2 separate regions of the Homo sapiens genome follow, and region 1 is linked to region 2. The links are chromatin loops, found by intact Hi-C in ENCODE. Cell type or tissue: ascending aorta. All regions are shown on one strand. Region 1 overlaps ABLIM1 (actin binding LIM protein 1). Region 2 has its middle 26 kb from the start of ABLIM1.

The links. Hi-C counts contacts between places; a loop is a spot of excess contacts. Peaks named below come from ENCODE experiments on the same cell type or tissue, not always from the same donor. Only the 100,000 strongest peaks of a DNase experiment are listed, where the experiment ranks them.
Region 1: it touches region 2 in a loop (4-fold over the local background); 2 of 110 quality-filtered maps call a loop at or near these places.

Annotation. Positions count from the first base shown.
Region 1 is chr10:114,573,790-114,578,789 of GRCh38, forward strand. It overlaps ABLIM1 (actin binding LIM protein 1), which reads right to left. Exons shown (of 23, transcript NM_002313.7): 3 at 1,627-1,810. Among named protein-coding and RNA genes, the nearest start is that of ABLIM1, 82 kb to the right of the region's middle. In ascending aorta, no CTCF peak of the experiment used is centred here; DNase peaks (open chromatin) are centred at 2,152 and 3,489; H3K27ac peaks cover 864 bases.
Region 2 is chr10:114,681,891-114,686,890 of GRCh38, forward strand. It overlaps a transcript of ABLIM1 not described here. Among named protein-coding and RNA genes, the nearest start is that of ABLIM1, 26 kb to the left of the region's middle. In ascending aorta, no CTCF peak of the experiment used is centred here; DNase peaks (open chromatin) are centred at 1,585, 2,671 and 3,221; H3K4me3 peaks cover 2,535 bases; H3K27ac peaks cover 3,502 bases.

The DNA of each region.
Region 1 (5,000 bases), 110 kb before region 2:
AAAAAGCTAAATCACATAGGTCTCAATTCAACCTGGGAAGTAAGACTGGGACTTGGGGCTCCATGCCAGCCCAGGACTCTTAACCAGGCTGTGTGCCACAGCCTGAAAAGGGAAAAATCAGGGCAGAACTTTGCTTTTGATTAAATACAGAAAAATATTCAGTTCATTCATCCAGAATTATTAAATTATGATTTAAAAAAATGAAATAGAGAAATGAGCTAATACATAGCTATAAAGTTATTTAAATAATTTTATTATGAATATTTTGTGTCTTATTATGATTTATCAGTATTATCTTGTTAATTAATTACACAATATTGAATCTTCCCTTCTAGAGCTTACATCTCTCTGGCTTAGAAACATACAATGCTGAAAAACAGACAACACGTCTCCTCTGAATTGGGGTTTTTAGAAAGGCATAGCAAATAGATCTCCACTTGAAAAGGCACTGGATTGCAAAATTGCCAAATTAGAATTGATCAATAAAGCAGCTGACCCTTGGTGGTGAGTCTCCTAGTTACAGGAATCAAACCTATCTTAAGTTTTATAACATGCAGACCTCAAAACACAAAAACCACAAAAAGCCCCACATTTTCCCACTCACACTTCACATAGTTTTCTTGTTCTCTGACTGATCATTTTATTATTTATTTTATTTTATTTTTTTTGAGATGGAGTCTTGCTGTGTCACCCAGATTGGAGTGCAGTGGCACGATCTCGGCTCACTGCAACCTCCGCCTCCCGGGTTCAAGCCATTCTCCTGCCTCAGCCTCCCAAGCAGCTGAGATTACAGGCACCTGCCACCTCGCCTGGCTAATTTTTTTGTATTTTTAGTAGAGACAGGGTTTCACCATGTTGGCCAGGCTGGTCTCAAACTCTTGAGCTCAGGTGATGTACCTGCCTCGGCCTCCCAAAGTGCTGGGATTATAAGGGTGAGCCACCACGCCCAGCCTGACTGATCATTTTAATCAAGCTGGTTTGCACAGTTAAGATACAACCTTGGTAGATGACAGATACATAGAGAACAGGGTTGGCAAATATTTCCCCCCAAAGATGAGATTGTAAATTTTTTAAGACTTTGCGGACCATATGGTCTCTGTCGCAATGACTCAACTCTGTTGTTGCAGCGTGGAAGCAGCTATAGGCCACACACAAGTGGGAGTGGCTGTGTTCCAATAGAACTTTATCCACAAAAACAGGTATCAGGCCTAATTCAGCCCATGGGACACAGTTTGCCACCGCCTATTATAGATGAAAGAGACCATTTTAAACACACACACATGCCTAGGAATTTATACTTCCAAATAAGCTTTATCCTTCTAAGCAGTTATGCCATTTCCCCCTGATGTTTTTATTGCTCCAAAATGTTTTGAGACCCAGAGCTGCTTTCAGAATTAGTTTCAATCTACTAAAAATCAGTCATATTACTTTGTAGAGGACATCACACATACAGTTTCCAACTAATCTACTTTTTTTACTAGGACTGATAGTACAGTAAGAAAGAAATCTAAGGATAAGAGTATGTGCTACTCAAGACAAAAGGTGTATAATCCAACCTTTAACAGCCCAAACCAGCATTTCTCTGTTGGAGGAAGGTGTAGGCTTTGGAAAGATAGGCTCACTTACTTGCAGATAGTACAAGCAAAGCAATTGGGATGGTAGGTCTTGCCCAGAGCAGTCACCACTTCGCCCTCCACGAACTCCCCACAGCCATGGCAGCGTGTCCCGTACATCCGCTGGTAGTCCAGGGTGCAGAGATACTCTCCGTTCTTTATGAAGAAGCCCCCTTGTGCCAGGTCACAGCCACACACTGTAGAGAGACAAGTTCACATCTGGTCATTATCTGCCACACTGCCGGGCAGCACTGCCTTTGAGTGAATACTGACTGGTTGCTCACCCTGTGATCTCAATGGTTTGGGGCTAGGGAGGGGATGGCTACAAAGAGCTATTTATTATTGGGCTCTGACCCTCCCTTTGGGAGCTATGCAATATCTCATACAAGTAAAATCCACTGGCTAGGTCTCAACAGCTTTTGTGATATGTCTAAAATTCTGAGATAATCAAACAGTCTTTGATAGAAAGATACCCTTCATTCAGGCTGTCTCAAATATGAGCAAAGGTGTCCCTGGCAGTGTGCTATTTAGGAAAGGTGCCCACTGCCTGCCCACACAACCACATGGTTTGGGCCAAGATTGTTAGGAGTTGAGTAATAAATTTCCATTATACCAAAGGCAGTAGCTGAAATTTCCGATAGCTGTATTTTTTCACACTCTGGAACTACTTTCCACTGCTACGAAAAATTCAGATGTTTCATTTTTTCTTTGTGCAGTAAATAGAATAAGCCAATTATTTATATATTATAGAGAGATAAAAAACAAACAGGCAAAAGAGGAAAGACCTGTTATTTGGATGCTTTATTGTGTCTGGATTTTGGCATCTCCTTCCGACTGTGCAGCTGTGGATTAGGGAGATGGTGCAAACAGGCAGTGGGAGCTTGGGCCTGGTCTACGTGTTCAGACAAGACCAGAGTAGGTCACAACAATTTGTCTGCAAATAAAGCCTAAAGCAGTCCCTGACAGTAAAGATCTCTCTCTGCCAAATGGCTGAGAAGCAACAGCCAAAGCTGGAAATCTCTGACCCTAACCTTGCTATCCCCAAGGTCAACTGATTCCAATTTATAATTCCTTAGGCAAAGAATCCAGGATTCTTCTTGATTATTTGGTATTCAGTTGGGGTGGGGACAAGGTGAGTTCAATCAGTAAATTGCTTTCCTAAGGACCTGCTCGAATGCTCCCAGGGTTCATCTGCTGAGTTCCCATGACTCCTTAATTCATCTAGATGAACTAGGGCTTCAGTAAGGTTCTGATGAAAGTCACGACTCCCCCACCTTCAGTCAGGACTCTTCACTAACTACAAGCTACGGAAGACGTTCAAGGTGATCCAAAACCCACAAACAAACTTTCCATTGTGGATTCATCAGTCTTTGTTTAGATCAACACTCCACAGCCATGACCTTCTTCTTTGCAATTTACAATTAAGTAACCCAAGATTATGGCCTGAGTCCATCATGCCTGAAACTGACCACCCTATAAATACTCCTGTGATCATATTATCTGGAAAACAGCTCATTCACCACCTGCTGCCTCCTCTCACCTGCCAACCTCTCCTCTGCCCCCACTGTTCTCCCACCTGCTTCTTCTTCCCCAGATGAGTCCTGTGGGTCAGGGGAACCCACGTGTGGATTGGCCTCATTCTGATTGCAAATTCCTTCAGCAACAATAGGCAGTCTGGGGGTAGCGGGTCACAGAACCTTAGAGTGTTTTCTTCAATATCTGTCTATGTGCAGATCTTATTTTTCTACAAGATGGCAAGGTATTTGAGGGGTGAGAGTCTTCTTTTGATTCTTCTTCAGGAACCTAATTGTATCTAATATAAAACAGGAAACACAATGTTTGAAATAAACTGAATCCTGCCTGAAACTTGGCAGGTTCCCACTGATTTCACTCCTCAGTGACATCAAGTTCTGATGACTCAGTTATTTTTCCAAACTTAGGATTTCTCAAAGCCCTGAGAAGTGACACAACAATGCATCCAGACTACTGGTAATTCCCTAAATTCTCTCCTCCAGTCAGCTATGGCTTAAAAATGCAGAGTCGTTATACAAAGATGTGGTGTCAAAAGGGTAATCTGGTGGCAATACACAAAAAATAGATTGAGATAGTTTCAAAGCTAATTCTAAATGTTTTAGAAATTATTTGTATTTACTGCTTTCTTAGGGCACCTGTCTGCAGCCTTTTCCAGATCACATGGTTTTGTGAAATTGACATATAGTATCCTTTATTAATAAAGTCCTAGTTTCTGTGAACATAACATAGCCTTAAAAAATGAATTCTTAACACTACTGAGAGATGCCAAGCTACATTCAAACTGTGCCTTATTATGATTTGATTTGGCTTTTTCCTTAAAGTAGTGCTCAAGGTGGCTTACAAACCATACCATTATTTCTGGTGGTTTATACAAGGAAACCAGTGTTTGATGTGACTCCCAGAGGCAGGTGTTCCTAAAGGCATATGCAACAAGCAGTGAGAAGGGGGGCCTATGATGCCAGTACCTAAAATATACTTAACATTATTACATTTCCTGAAAATGGACCAGCTGTCACATCATTTCAGACTCTTCCCTCTCTTGCCTCCCCAGGCTTTACTTTCCTGTTTCTCCTCCTCTGTCTACTCCTTCTCAGTCTCAGTGGCCAGGCCCCTAAATGCAGGTCACTCCTATGGGTGCCATCTCCTCCCTCTATGATGTAAGGCCTCCCTGGGAACAGATCTCATTCACTCTCACAACCTCAACTATAACTTTATGCGAGGGATGATCAAATTAATGATCTCTCTCTGTGATGTCTTCCCCAAGCTTTAGACCCTGATTTGTAGCTGTGTGCTGGGCACAGGCAGACCGCCATGCCTCTCTCAAACCCAGCATTTTCCAAACACACCCTTTCCTCACAGTTGCTCTGCCATCCCCCATAAAACCTTCTGCTGTTCTTTTTCTATTCCCTTTCTCATCAAAATGGTAGCTGTATCCATTCTCCAACTCTTACATCAACATCAACATTTTCTGTTGTTTTTTTTTTTTTTGAGATGGAGTTTCGCTCTTGCTGTCCAGGGTGGAGTGCAATGGCATGAATTCGGCTCACTACAACCTCCACCTCTCCAGTTCAAGCGATTCTCCTGCCTCAGCCTCCCAAGTAGCTGGGATTACAGGCATGTGCCACCACACCCGGCTAATTTTGTATTTTTAGTAGAGATGGGGTTTCACCATGTTGGTGAGGCTGGTGTTGAACTCGTAACCTCAGGTGATCTGCCCAACTCGGCCTCCCAAAATGCTGGGATTACAGGTATCAGCCACCACGCCCAGCCAACATCAACATCTTCAACTGGACCCAAATCCAACCCATTTCCCCAATGAGGTGTTTCTTTTTCTTTCTTTCTTTCTTTTCTTTT
Region 2 (5,000 bases):
GGTCACCGACTGTGGCAGCGCTCATTTGCAGTGGCAGCTGTGACTGCCTTTGGAAGCAGGAAAACCTGTCTGGCATTTCCATTCTCTCATATGAAACCTAAAAGTAGTGCTAATCGGCACGATGCATTTTCCCTCTTTTTGGAAATGAATGACATTTAGTGATAAGTCTTGTAAAATCCCAATATTCTGAATTGCTATCCTGGCTACCACCCCAATATTTAAACTATGTTAACGATGGAGACATACATGTCAGCAGTCAGATTTTAATATAAAATTAACGGCTGACTATCTCAAAGTCCTAAATTACTATTAATTGTAAACAAACACTAGCTCTAAGTATATCCTTTAGAGCAGAAGGTTGTAAGTCACTGTATCAAAGTCTTAAATCAGCAGCCACCTAACTAGCTAATGCTTTCAAGCTGTGCCAGGAGAGAAAGGACAGGATGATCTTCTCTTACTAAAGAGAGATGGATGAACAGCTGCAAGCTTTGCTGTTGTTTTAAAACATCCGGGAACCAGCTACTGAGAATAATAAATAAAATGTAAGCAGGGTCAGACTTATTTATTACATATCCTTTCAAAATATCCTTTTGTTTAAAAAAAGCTAATTAAAAGTATTGCCCATATTCCCTATAGAGAGTACATTTAAAACAATGCAGAGTAGCAAAACCCCTTATGTTCCAAACATAAGGTGTGCCTGTTTTTAAGTCTTGGAATAATTTGCCAACTTCCAATTTAATTATGACTGAGCTTCAAGTCAACTGCTGAGTGTTCTAGAGATACGGTTTCTGTAGATTCCAGCTGGTAGCAAGTGGAAAGACTCCAAATACCTTAAAAATATGCCACGGAGTAGAAGGGAGGAGAGTAGTTAAAAAACAAGGAAGAGAAAGAACGTTGTTCTTTCTGGCTTGACCACTAAAAATATAATTAGATGTATCACTTACTCTGTTTACTTACAGTCTCTCTGCGTGTAAGATTTCTTCCAAAACCTGCCCTATCTTTCTGGAAAGCCAAACTAAAATCCACTCTTTGTACAGTACAAGAAAAACAGAGGACTTTAAATTCATTTAAATAAAGACATCTAGACATCTTGAGATATTCTAATTTTATCACTAGGACCCCATTCAGTTGGAAAAGACATAGCATCATAGTTTTCCACTCTAAATGTATCAGGAATACACGAATGCATTCTAATTAATATGCATAGTGTCCTTATTAAAATTCAAATTCTATATTTGAGGAAAGTCCAGAATGTCAAAGAATCTTGTGTAAACCTGAGGTGACGTTATCCTTTAGAAAGAACAGGGGAGGGCTGTTCTTGGCTGACCACCCACGTGGGGCCATCGTCCACTTTAAGTTTTCCTATTCTAATGTTTGTCAACTTTCGTCTTTCCAGTAAACGTCCAAGGCAGGTCAGTGAGGAATAGGAAACCACATTACTGGACTTTTAAATCAGCATAGTCTTTCAAAATCATGCTCATTTACAGGAGAAAACTGTGTGGCATAAAAAGCCACCATGAATTATTCATCAGTTACAGCGTGTGCCAACCTCAGATTCCTTTGTACCTCGTAACAAGTGTATACATGTGAAGTGTAGCAGACCCGGCTCCCCAGTCCTACCAGTCCTGGGTACAAAGGCAAACCCAAGCTCACCGGAGGTCCTGCGAAACAGAGAAGAGTGGCGAGATTGGAAGTGAAGGAGGGAGGGGGCCCAGCCTACCTGCCGTATCTGGAATTACCCACGAGTCTACTCTCCAGGAACCAAAATAAGTTACACTCTCTTATCTTAAGGGGTCCAGTATCAAAGGAATCAGCAACCGATCGCCACAGTCCCTAGGTTTCAATGGAGCAGCCTGTGAGACTGCGTGGGGCCACCCTCTGCAGTTCTGTTGGACGTGGTGTTGGCTGTCGGCCCCTGGGGATGCTGAGCAGGACCAGCCGGGGCACTCCTGAAGCCAGCCAGCCTCACCACGGAACAAACTCTCCCATCAAACACAACTGTAGGGAAAGCATCCTAGAGATGACATCCAAACTCAAACAAAATGCCCAGAAATAGGATCACAGGTGTTTGCCCACAGTCACTGAAGATGCCTTTTAATGTGCCCAAAGGACCAACCTACTGTTGGTTGAGTTGAGCTGGGCTACTGCTACAAAAGAGTCATGTCGATTTTAACATCCTGTTATATTAAGAATATATGTAAATATGTTGACAAATAAGATGTGCATTTTATACAGATATGTACTATCACAGAAATAGATTGTAAAACAATCTTTTACTTATTATCATAAGTGTAAAACAATTTTATCAAATGGAAAAGCCCTGCATCTTTCCTCATCTTTAAAGACACGGTCGACCCCAGACAGAATATATGCTGACTTTACAAAATGGACGGTCTAACCTTTGTAGTCTCCCATGGTGTGATGAGGGTCCGTGAGCTCAGTCATTTCCAAGGTCATTAACATGCACAAAGCTCCAGGGTTTCAGCTTTTCTTCACTAGGCATCTGGCACACAGAAAGGCTGCAACACTCCTCAAAGGAGAGGCTGGGGCCCTGGCTCTCCTCCCAGGAGTCTGTGGGCTGAACTGGACCCGAGGGAGGGGTGTGCCACCGGTGGGTGTGCCACAGCCAGCGCAGGAAGAATGAGGAGTTTCCTGAGTGACTCTGGCTCCTTCCTCATGTACAGATTCTGCATCCCCTTCTTCTCTCGACCCTGCCCCTACCACTTCTAAAGAGACCCCTTGCAAAAGCACATCAGCTCAATGACGCCACACCCACTGAAAACACTCGTTTCTGGGAAGCCACTATTAGAACACGCCAAGAATGTTCCTAGGATTTTCCTGCATTCTGCACAATCCAGAATCCAGATTTTGATCACTATCATTTCACAATAACTGAAACACATGAAATAAAGAAAGAAAAGGATCGATTATTCCCCAGCCTTCTGCCTCCTCTTTTTCCTTAATGAATTACTATCTCAACCAGATGGGCTTTTAATTATTTTCTTCACTACTAGAATTTTTAAAAAATGCTATAACTTGGAGAGGCTTCTTTTACTAACAGCCTGATTATTCATTATGGCTTTGGAAACAGTTCCCTGACAAACTCCTGGTATGAGACGAGCCGTGGACTTTGAGCCTTTTTATATTAGGTATACAAGCTGTCTGAAAACAATGACCTCATCCGGAAAGACTCAGGAAAGAGGCATTTTTTTCCTTTCGTCAGTAATGCCCTGATGTTGGGCTGGATTATCCACCACCCACAATCCAACTTTTCTCACAGTTATTTTTGAACACCGGGAATTTTGCATATTGGAAAAGTTATGAAGACAGTTTAAATGGAAAAAGACCCTTAGGACAAATATCCTTGGCATCAGATACACACATTGGCTAAGAAATAGGAGGAAACTGGCATAATTGCTTTAAATGTGAGGGTAAAACATTTAATTCCTCCAATAAAGATGTAACCAGCAGCACCCGTTGTGAGATATTAATTTAATGTAAGGCCTATAATCAATCCACTGGAAAACAAGACTATTTGAAACACATTGGCCAAATGCAAAGTTTGATTAATTGAAGAGTCCTGGCTTACTCTCTTCCCCAGCTAAGTGGCTTTTTTATTTTGTTTTGAAATGACTCGGGTAGACAGCCATCCTCATGGGTCACCCTATGTGCCCTTCCCCTGGTCCAGGCTACTGCCTGGAACTTGGTGCCTCTGATAACGTCCTCCTGACTTGGCTGTAGCACCAGGCGCCAGACAAAGAATCACAACTGGATTGCTCGTTGATAAAATGCTTGCCATTTGCAGAGCTGTCATGTGTCAGCTGCTGCCAAAGGCCAGTCGCATCAACTGAAATCTTCTGATTACACCTAATGCCTTGCATTCTCATGATAGTGATTCCATATTTTAGCCTAATGTGTTTTTTGTTAGTGTCTTGGGATTTTTACCATAAGGATGGAAGTCTTTCATCGTTGCATTCTTTATTCTTGTTAGCCTGCATTTAAAATGTAATGGAGGCTAGTTTTTCCTACTCCTTTAAATCTCGAAGTATTATTCCTACTTGATATTAAATGAGAGAAGAAACCAAGTACAGAGCTACAGCTATTTTCAGGGGCTAAAATAGGGTGCTAGTTTAAAAATAACCTGCATTGCATTGGTTCCTTGCCTTTTACAAGGCAGGACAGGGGCAAAGTGGGGGAGCAGGCAATCCAATATTGAAACTTTGATTTTTTTGAATGTTAAGCAATAAAGTGATTCTTTCCTAATCATAGTCCTCCAAATTTGACTTGTGTTAGTTGAACCACAATTTGGTTGATGATTTATTATAGTCAAGAAACTGGCCAGGTGTGGTGACTCATGCCTGTAATCCCAGCAGTTTGGGAGGCCGAGATGGGAGGATAGTTTGAGCTCTGGAATTTCAGACCAGCCTGGAAAGTATTGCAGGACCTTGTCTCTACTAAAAATTAAAAAAAAAATTAGGCAGGCATGGCGGCCTGCACCTATAGTCCTAGCTACTCAGGAGGCTGAGGCAGGAGGATTGCTTGAGCCCAGAAGATTGGGGCTGCAGTGAGCCATGATCACACCACTGCATGCCATCCTGGGTGACAGGGTGAGACCCCGTCTCAAAAAAAAAAACAAAAACAAAAGAGGTGAAACCAACTGCCTAGAAACTTGTTTAAAATGCACAATTTTCTTTCTCTCTTCCTTCCTCTTTTCCTTTCTCCCTTCCTTCTTCTCTCTTTATCTCTCTTTCTTTCTGAGATAGAGTCTCACTCTGTCACCTAGGCTGGATTGCATTGGCACAATCACAGCTCACTGCAGCTTTGACCTCCTAGGTTCAAGTGATTCTCCTGCTTCAGCCTCCCGAGTAGCTGGGACTACAGGCATGTGCCACCATGCCCGGCTATTTTTTTTTTTTAATAGAGACAGAGTCTCCCTATATTGCCCAGGCTGGTCTCAAACTCCCAGACTCAAATAATCCTCTCGCCTCAGCCTCCCAAAG